Linked DNA regions of Homo sapiens: region 2 is linked to region 1. Evidence: read pairs that join two places in POLR2A ChIA-PET (ENCODE). Cell type or tissue: MCF 10A. All regions are shown on one strand. Each heading gives the region's core, and the rest is flanking DNA. Links, peaks and the distances in the headings are about the cores only. Region 1 has its middle 5.7 kb from the start of PLOD2. Region 2 has its middle 7.9 kb from the start of PLSCR5-AS1.

Evidence for each region. Peaks named below come from ENCODE experiments on the same cell type or tissue, not always from the same donor. Only the 100,000 strongest peaks of a DNase experiment are listed, where the experiment ranks them.
Region 2: POLR2A ChIA-PET joins it to region 1 with 6 read pairs; 4 of 35 experiments call an interaction of 5 or more read pairs at or near these places.

The regions. Positions count from the first base shown.
Region 1 is chr3:146,164,238-146,169,624 of GRCh38, forward strand. No RefSeq gene overlaps it. Among named protein-coding and RNA genes, the nearest start is that of PLOD2, 5.7 kb to the left of the region's middle. In MCF 10A, for the core only: no CTCF peak of the experiment used is centred there; DNase peaks (open chromatin) are centred at 1,334 and 2,384.
Region 2 is chr3:146,579,058-146,584,444 of GRCh38, forward strand. It overlaps a transcript of PLSCR5 not described here. Among named protein-coding and RNA genes, the nearest start is that of PLSCR5-AS1, 7.9 kb to the right of the region's middle. RefSeq lists an enhancer at 2,624-3,823. In MCF 10A, for the core only: no CTCF peak of the experiment used is centred there; a DNase peak (open chromatin) is centred at 3,204.

The DNA of each region.
Region 1 (5,387 bases), core at 147-5,146:
ATTCCCAGGCATTCCCAACCTGCTATGGTAGCAGCCACTCTGATGATGTAACTCTTGATCATAAGAAGTCAGGGTGACATGCTCAGAAATGGTAAGGAAATTTGAGGAGAAATGAGAGAAGCAGCATTTGCTCAGCAACCATACCTTTGTTCATGTTATCCCTATATCTAAAAAAAAAAAGGATGACAAAACCTGTCCTCCTTCCTTCATTGGGCTAATGTCTGTCAAGCTCAAGTGCCACCTCCTACAGGAAGCCCAACTGGGGTAACTTACCCTACCTCAGGATGGGTTTAGATGTCCCTGTTCCATGATTTCTAACTTCTGAAGCAAACCTCTCTCATTTGTGACAGGGTCTTTTCTTAGAATTATTATTAGACAGTGTGTCTGTTAAGGTCAGGATTCAATTATTTTTCATCATCAAAGAGTAAGTACCATAGTAGCACATTTGTTTATTCATTGATTCATTCAAAAAATATTCCATGACTACTATATCTCAGGCATTGTTCTAGATAGATATTGGTAAAAACAAATTTATTAGTGACAGAAAAAACAAAAATCTACTGTGCTTTAGTTTCAGGTGAAACAGAGATAAACATATAAGGTAATAAGTGGTAGAGAGAAAGTAAATCAGGAAAGGTAACTGGGAAGGACCAATAAGGAGGGGAGGTATACCAAAACCTTAGTAAGGGATCCTGGGAAAGCCCCACTGAGAAGACGATTCTTGAGCAAAGACCTGAAAGTGGTGAGAAAAAGAGGGGGCCAGGATGTACAGGGGACCTGTGTTCCAGGCAGAAGAAACAGGAAGTGCAAGGACTGTGAGACCAGAAATACCTGGAGTGTTGTGAGGAAGCAAGAGGGCAATTGAATGTTCAGTGACTGTGCATAAGAATAGTAGGAGATGAAGCCTGAGAAGGTAACAAGCAGGGCGGAGGCAAGCAGATAAACAGACAGTGTGATAAGGGTAGAACCTAGTAACAGCTTTGTCCTTTACCCTGGATGAATTGAAAAGCCATTTGGATGGTTCTAAGCAGAGCAGTGACATGATCTGAAGTAGGATTTAAAAAGGATCACAGAGTCCACAGCTGCCACATTAGAGGAAGATAAGGGAGAGTGAGTGGAGAAATAAAACAGAAAGTCTGTAGACCTGTAGACCAACTTGAAAGCTAATGCAGTGGTCCAGGAGAGAGATGACGGAGGCTTTAAGCAAGTCAGTAGCAGTAAATGAAGGTCAATTTCCAGATAGATTTGAATGTAGAGTCAACAAAATTTGATGTCTGAATGTGGGCGTAGGAGAGAAAAAGGAGTCAACGAATATTTATTCAATGAATATTTGTGGAGTGAATAAGAAGTAAAGCTTTGGGAATTCGCGGAATAACCCTGGAGGTACAGAGGAAGGGGGATGTTAAATGAATTAGAGGACAAAGAAAAACCACCAGACATCCAAGAGCTGAAACTCAGAGAGGGCGGACCCTTTTGAGGAAAGAGGAAAAAAGAAATCAGCAAAGGAGACTGTTAAAGTCAGATAAATAGGAAAAGTATTACAGAAGAGAGACTGGGGAATAGGAGGAAGCCTCAGAGAGGTCATTGATTATAGCATTGGGAAACACAAGTTTAAGATCAGAACTTAGATGGGAGTAGAAACTACAGTGAATATAAGATATAAACTGGAGATGAGGGCTTAGAGAATACCATGAAGCAGAACTTTTGTGCTGTGACTCTTCATTCTAAATCAGGTCTCTGCTGCAGATGTCAGGGGATGACCTCTCTAATTTTAGGATGATCAAGTTGCCACAAATCTGAAGCTCCCCTTTATATATGAGAGGTTTGCAGTATAGTCCGTGGGCCCCAGCAGTTTTCCCTTTTAATTCTTTAAGCTGTAATTTGACAGGAATGATTTACCAGGTGACTTTTTCAAGGCTGAACGTCCTTTCAAACAAAGCCTATATGAGACCAACTACATTTTAAGAAGTTAAAAATAAAAAGAACCAAACAAAAATAGTAAAGGGAAGAATTTCCTAGGAGCTAGACTTAAACAATAAATGACCTGCTTAACACAAAAGTAAAACAGGTTTCCTCGTGCAACAAAAACAGTAATTTATCACAGGGAAAATGAGCATGGTTTATTTTCTGAGGTGTTTTATTTCTTTCATTTCTTATTTGTCTTCAAGAGAAGATAAGGACACTTTAAAGTATATTTTTTAAATAACACTAATTCTACGTTTTAGTCATCTTAGTGTGCTTATCTGGAATCTTCTTTCTGTGGATATGAGTTGTGAAACCCTTGTACCTAGCAAAATGATGTCAGATGTAAAACTAAGCTCAGCCAAGTTCAAAGTAAGAAGAGCATGCCAGGATAGGAAAGAATGCCAGCAAACACAAGTATTTTGAAGATGATTCTAGCAGATGTTTGTGACTAGTCAAAATGATTGGGCAGAACTGTCTAGGCCGTGAATCATCCTTCAGGGTCAGCAATCACTGTGGCATTCACATTCAGTCTTCCAAATATGTTTGACCAAAGTTCCACACGATGACCTACGTGTTGGCATAGGTAACACCAGATTAGCATTAATTATGATTAATCACCGTGTATAGTCAACATTTTCTTGTTCAACAGTAGTTTCTAATGATTTTTTTTTTTTTTTAACTGACTCTCTGCCCTTATAATCTCTCATTCTCCTGCTTCTCGGGACCATTTAGCTCCTTTCTCTGACATCTGCTCTGCCCAGAGGCAGATTTACCCTGAAACTATTGAAGCTTAAATGTCAATGCCCCTCACTTGCAAAGGCCCCTGTAAGTGCTAGGAGTGTCTGGGAGTTGTACGATATGCTAGGCTGGAAGGGAAGCCAAGCTGTAATCAGGAACAATCACTAAGAAAACACTTCTTGGAAACGGCCTGGGGAAATCTTAGAAAAAAGGGCCCTGAGCTCCAAGGATTCTCTAAATTATTGGGCTTTCTTTTCTTATTCTAAATAAGTACTCACTTCTTTATTTTATTTTATACTTGTAACTCACATAATCTTTTTTAAAAAGATCTCTAATGTTTTAGACCCCCATAAATTTTGACTGGCTTCTTGTCCTACCCCTAGAATCTAAAACCAATCCTTTCCGTAAGAATTGAGAACACAAGGAGTCTATGATCAATAATTCTTGGGCTCAGCATGCAATTGAATCTTTCTAAGTCAGTTCTGATTGTATGCTATACTCAATTTCTGATAATGATATTGTTACTTTATTCCTCTATGATTAAGCATGCCCTTATATACCTTGGTTCAAGTATTTTAGTCACTATTTTGGATCCCTGTCTGATTGCCTAATTCATCTCAGACTGAGATCTTTCCTGATCTTCTTCTAAGTTTTCCAGAAAATGGAGTTCTGTCACTTAATTGAATCTCTGAACCTCCTCAAGGCCTCCTGCCTGCATTGTCTTACCATCTGCTATTAGGTATTTCTTTACCTGTCTTTCCCATGGCTCTTAGTCTGCTGGTTCTGATCATCCCTATTCTGGCAGAGCTTTTTATGACGGACATGAGATTAACATACATTGATTACAAGTGTTTGATTCAACCAGAAACTTTCAGTTAAATAATTGTATTATAATTCTACTTGGTGAGATCTCTAAGGATGCTATCTTGAAATGAAGTATAGTCTACCTAAGAAAATATTGAGATCTATTATGTAATAGAAACAGTTGTAAAACTCTAATGTTAGATGTTATTTTGTTAAAGATGTAAATAACTCTAATATTAGATGTTATATAAAGAACAGAGAGCATAAAATCATAGAAAATTATAAAACTTTGGTCTTAGGGAAGTGGATATCCTTCAGAAATATGGCATAAAAGTACAAATGGTATTCCTAATCTGCCATTCTTAAAATCTGGGTAATGCATTATGTGGCTTTTTTTTTCCAAAAAAGGAAACATTTTTGCAATAGAACTGAAAGTAAGGAGAATTTACTTTAAAGCATATACCAATAGAGAAAAGCATGGCATTGGCCAGTGTGCCACACCATGCCCAGTCTCACTGCAGCACCTTAGAATTATAAGTGTTGTCTTCTTTAAGAGTATTTTTTCATTACAGGTTTCTAAAAGGGATGGTTTACATCAGGTATAATTTTCTGTATTATAGACACAGATCACAATGCACAGAGCCACTTCATCCTTTTTGAAGATCACTATAATGATCATGCAGCCCATTTGCTGAATGCATGTGAAATGGTCGGTGAACTCCCTGCAGACATCTTATTTTGCAAAGTTCTCTAACATTACATCACACCACTCTGATATTGAAAGGTAACCATTTGGTTACTGCCCTCTAATTATCTTTTACTTCAACCACAGTATTTTTCTTAATTACTGTTGCAGTGTTACTTTGTTAATGTCTGTGGGCCCTCTTTTTTTTTTTTCCAGCTGTTAATATGGTTCTTAAAAATTGGAATTCAGAGACTATTGACACCAATTTTATCCTAAAAACATTATTTAAGTGCAAAGGATTATCAGTATTTACCAAAAAAGGTTTTAGCTATAATAAAAGACAAATACTTATTTGAACAAGTTATTAAATAAAAATTTTTTCCTTAAACATTTTAAATTTCAAGAAATGAGAAATATTATCAAATCAACTACTTTAATGCCTTCTTTGAATTCTTCAGTTTTTCAATAATTATAATTTATTGCCTAAATCAAAATAAATAAATGATACAATTAGTAGCCACACAGCAAATTTGGCCAAAATCAATCCCAAAAGTCAAAAATCTCATTTTATCTTTATTCCACTTATGATTTTCTTAAAGTAGATGCACAGTTTTTCATTCAACAAATAGTTTTAGTGCAGGGACCACATTCCAGACACTGCTCTTTGTCTTTCAGCTTTCAAAATGAATTAGATCCTGCTTTCTCTTTGAATACCTACATACAAAAGCAAATCACTCTGCTAAATAATAAATTAAATTGTTATAACTTGATTTAGTCTGTAATATATCAAAATTAAAACATATTAAAGAAAAAATAAATTTTCTGAATTTGGGAAACTGGATTATTTTGAATATATTATAGTGTCCCAGATAAAATAATAATTTGAATTATCTTTTTAAGGTAATAGTTTGTTGTCATTTGTTGTTGATATCGCTAAGGTGTATTTGACAATGGTCTATAATTAAGTAATTAAAGTTACATAATTATTTCATAGTCAAGAAACTAATCAATTTTGACATTGCAGCCACCTAAAACCAAAAATACCACTTTTATTGTGAGAATAAAACAATAGAAGGTAAGTTACTAGAGTTTATTTGTAGTCTTTATTGTTGACAATAGGGCACATCCCCTCACTTTCACACGCACTAATTTCTTTCTCTATCACAAATTTGATTTCCATTTTTAAGAGGATGCT
Region 2 (5,387 bases), core at 217-5,216, 410 kb after region 1:
TAACACCTAGACAGTTAGAATGAACCACAATACATGTCACTAAGTACAATTCCCACCTATTTTTAATGGCAAAAATTTCACAGCATAAGAAATAGACAAAATCCATTTACACTTATTTAGAGAAATTTTATTAAAAAGAATTTTTTCTTCCAAGGTGAGCAAAACACAATGTAAGGAGAAATGATAAAAATCAAAGTGTATAGAAAGGAAAAAATGCTTAATTTGAAAAGTCAAAATATGATAAACAATAATTTCATTTCCCCTTATTTTAGCAATTAAAGAAACAATAATATAAAACTTACCAAACAGGAGTAAGAGTAAATTATGAAGTAGTAAACGTTTATGTTATTTCCTCAGTTTGTTTTCATTTTGAAAATAAAATACAACAAATCTAAAAATAATGTGTCCATAAACCTCTAATTAAGGCTCAAATGAATTAGAATTTCAGTGTGCAACCTGTCTGGGCTATAACCTGAATTCTTCAGATCATCTATCCAAACCCCTCTTTTGTAGGAAAGTCTGATTTATCTAACAAGTTTTAGCTTCCTTCCTTCCAGATATTATGGCTTCGGAAAGATATTGTTTTGTTCCTCCTTAATACTTGTCAATTCGCTCAGATTCAGTTTCCGAGTTTCAATACAGTTTCTAAACAATTTCGAAAGCCCCTAGAAGATGCTTTGGCCAAATACAAAGTACGTAAATTCAGAAGAAAATATTAGTTGAATCATCATCTAGCACCATCACTTGGAGGATACGTGGGGCACAGCTGAGTGGGACAATGTGGCCTAGCCTAAGAGAGTCTGACCTCATTAAGCACATTCTGATCTTATGCAACCTCTTCATTCTTCATTCTGACTACTATATTTCTATTTCTTCTGTGCCTTTGTTTGTGCTGTGCTCTTCGCTTGGAATGTTCTCCCAGCCAAACACTTCCTAGCTTTGACCCCACTTAGCATGGAAGACACATATTCAACTCATGCGTTATTTGTTAGCTACTCTCTAGGGGTACTAACTTTCCACCTTAAATGGTATTGAATGCTTCCTTTTTTTGTGCCTTTGTGGTACATTCTTTTTATTGTAGCACCTGTAACACTGATTTGAACCTGTTCTTATGAGTGTCATGGCCATACCTTCAGTTTCTAATGACAAAAATTGGAATGAACTGATTTTATATACTAGAGTTCTTAAAATCCTTTACATTCCATATCTAACGAAATGCCAAGTTTTGTCAATTTCTCTTCCTAAACTTGCCTTGCAAGACTGTATGTGATTTAGCCCCTAGCTACTTTTCCTACAGCAGTTCATTTCTCTCTCTTCTTGTTTACTGTACTCCATACTGGCTTCCTGTGCTTCTCAAACTTGCCCAGTTGCTCTTGACTCAGAGCCTTTGAATTTGCTTTTTTTTTTTTTTTTTTTTTTTTTTTTGAGACGGAGTCTTTCTCTGTCGCCCAGGCTGGAGTGCAGTGGTACGATTTCGGCTCACTGCAATCTCGGCCTCCCGGGTTCAAGCAATTCTTCTACCTCAGCCTCCCGAGTAGCTGGGACTACAGGCCACGCTGCCATGCCCAGTTAATTTTTTGTATTTTAGCAGAGATGGAGTTTCACCGTGTTGCCCGGCTGTTCGAGAACTCCTGAGCTCAGGCAAGCCGCCCGCCTTGGCCTCTCAAAGTGCTGGGATTATAGGCGTGAGCCACCGCGCCTGCCCCGCATTTACTTTTATATCTGCCTGGTACACTCTTTTCCTAAATATTCTTAAGTCATGCTTTCTTCTTTCTGGTCTACGCTAAAATGTAACAGCAGTTCTATTTCTATTTTGTTACCCTGAATTACTTTTTCATGGGTTTGAGGGTGTAAAATTCTCATCCTTCTAGGAAAGAATTGATTGTTCACTCCTTGCATTAACAATCAAACGAGTAACAATCAAAACTAGTATTAAACCTGCTTAATCAATCAATGATTGATTACAAAAGTACACACACTCTGAAAGACAATTGGAAACATCTTCTTTACATGATTTCTGAAAATCAGATAATCAGCAATAGCTTTAGTCCAGTGAATAGATTCCTAAGGGTCAGCCAGTCAGTGAACATATTTACATAGCTAAAGTCAATACTCCAGCATTTAAACTCCACACTTTCCCAAAACCTTATATAATTTACCTTCTTTGCTTATAAATTGTGTCTTGCAAAACCAGTTCTCCCTTGCCTGAACAAGTAATAAGTTCAGCTTATTGTTTTAGATATTGAGTGGTAGATTCCTTGTCAATATTTGTGGTTATCTATGGTAACCTTAACGTGTTGTTATCTGTTGGTTTATTATCAACTCTATTCTATGTAAGCTCCACAAAGGCAGGAACCTTGTTGCTTTTGTTTACTGTTATAACTTAATGCTGACATTGATGCCTAGTGCAGTGTATGCATTCCAGAAATATTTGTTGAAGAGAGTTTAGAGCAGGGACAATGTACCATTGAATATAATATCCCCAGTGCCTAATATGGAGCCTAGTACATAGAAGTGGTTTCAAAAATATTAGCTAAATAAGTGAATGAATAAGAAAAAGTTCAAGAGTGACTATAGTTAATAACAATGTTTTGTATTCTTGAAGATTGCTAGTAGTAGATTTTAAGTGTTCTCAGCACAAAACAAAGTGAGATAATGCCTATGTTAATTAGCTCAAGTTAGCCATTCTACAATGTATAGATATATTTCAATACATCATGTTGTACATGATAAATATTACACTTTTATTGGTCAATTATACAATAAATAAAAATGAAAAAATGATTAATTGTCCATGTATTATTTAACACATTTTTAGGAACATCCTTGAAGTAAACCAGAAATTATTCAGATCTTAATGGGTCCACATCTAGTTCTCTTAAACTCACTTCTCTTTTTAGAAATATTCTAGTTGAAAAGATACCCACTTTCCTTTTTTGACATCTCTTTTTGAAAGACTTAAAGGCATTACAATTTCAATGACTAAAACTGAACCTATGCTCTTCCCCTAAACCAGATCCTCTTTTAATATTTCCTCTGTCAGTAAATGGCATAGGCCAGAAATCCTTTCTCCCTCACAGAGAGTAGGTAGGAAGAAACTAGACAGGTAGTCAGTTAGGGTGGGTCCTGGGTTGAATTCTTTCAAACAAAAGAACAGCCTGCAGGCATAAATAAGGGAACTTGCATAGGAGGGCTTGCCTAAGACATGGCCTCACTGCATAGATAAGACAGGCCACACAGCTGACTTGCCCAGACATGTCTGCAATGGAAAATTCCATCCCCTGACACATGTGCAGTAAGGGGAACAAAGCAATATGGAGTAACTCAAGGTAAGGGCCTGCATGCACACTAGGAGGACAGAGTGGAGCTACCAGAAATTTGTACTTTATGCAAATTAGATGCCCAGCCCTCATTGGTTTCTTAAAAAAGCCTCTGTATTCAACTGTAAAATGGCAACTCTTTTCTGGGACCCTTCTCTGTGGCAGAGAGCTTTCTCTCTTTCTTTTGCTTATTAAACTGCTGCTCTAACCTCACCCTTGGCATGTCGCCTTCTTGATTTTCTCAGCTGTGAGACAAAGAACTTCGGAAAAATTTAGTTTGTAGTTTAAAAGAGAATAGCCCTTACCAGAACAAAACTGTCTCTATAAATCTAATGAAAGGCCACCAGGTTAAAAGGATGAAAGGGGCCTGAACTCTGCTAAGATGTAGGTGTAATTAAATGATTACCAACCATTATACTGCAGGTCACAAGATTTACAACTTTCCCAATTACTCCTGTAAATACCATTACTATTGTAGAAACTAAGATTGGCTTTTTGAGATGTCTTTTCAGGCTTTTGCATTTCAAATAACCGAATGGTCCTGCCTAGACCAGCAACTCCTCTGTGGCTTCCACCCAGAAGTGGACTCAGTGCATGAAGACCATTTTCCACACCCCTACGTTTGTATCCCCAACCAATCAGCAGCACCCATTCCCTAGCCCCCTGCTTGCCAAATGATTCTTGAAAAACCCTAGCCTTCAAATGTTCAGGGAGGCTGATTTGAGTGCTAATTAAATCCAGCATCACTCCCTCCTTCTCTGACCAAGTCAAATTGCCATATCTTAGCATCTTGTCCCTCTCCATTAAACACTTCTCATATCTGAAACGTAATCTGTGTTCTTGTCATTATTGGATTAAAAGCTATCTCTTCAACTAAACTGTTACCACTGTAAGAGAAGGGTCTACTTATTGGCATGTAAGAGCAAGTAAATAAATATTTATTTAAATGAATGAATGAATGAGAGTTGTGTGAATCTGGTCAAGTTTTTCCCAGTAAACACAGTAAACAGAGTTGGAGTAAACAGAGTTGGAGCCTGTATTCTGGGGTTGTCCTGGGGACAAGAGGCAGTAGTGCACTAGGAAACACTGTTGTACAAGTATCAGTCCTGGTCTAGAGCTGCATGCTTTTCACTAAAAATCATAAGGTCTGGCTAGTCTCTCATGGACTTATGTTTGGTGGAAAAGGGAAAAGTAGAGCATGAAAGAGATAAGAAGATCAATTTTACCTTTAATAAGAAAGGAGAGACAGAATGGGTCTCAGTTTATTGTACTATGCCAACTTGGAAGCAAAGCGCTACATCAGGTTTTTATTTAAATGCAGCCAATTTTTAAATGAGTGATATATTCTAAGAAGGATTTTAATCTTTAGTGAGTCTCCCTTTGGTGTAAGTGTTGAATAGCTCTGTCCAATATTTTAGGGTTCATTTAATATTAAAAAAAGTCTCCAAAGCAGTTTATCATGGTAAAATGCAGCACTTACAAATGATAATTTCTTTTTCCCATTTTTGCCCCATGGTGAAAATCTCAGCTGTTGCTGCTATGACATCAGTTATAAAAATCTTATATTTTAGAAACCAAAAGTAAAGGACAAGAGAAGATAGGAAAGCAAGATTATCTTTAGGAAGAAAATTGGGACATGAAGCAGGAGTGCTGGGTGGGAAGGGGGGAAGACAATTTCCCAGGCAGTCATCCTCATACTGACTGATTTTCCTTTGTTATCATTTCGTTACCCTACCAGAAATTTATATAAAGCATGGTGCCTGGCATGTTATTTGTCCTCCATTTTATTAGTTAATGAGCATCAGCTTTAAAAGTGTAATTTACTTTAGCTGATTATAAGAAAACCATAAATCCCATATATTTGAAATGCAGTAGATTGAGAGGAAAGGGAAGGAATGCTAAGCTCTTCTTCATCATCACCAGAGTTCTTCAAGGTAATATGAGAATCTCAAGGAGATCCCCAAAGATCACAGTTTAAGGTTGCAGCACTGGCAAACAGCAAAATTAGATTCCAGGTTATGTCTATTGCATAAAAGGTTTTTGTTCCCTTCTATGACTGCATTGCTT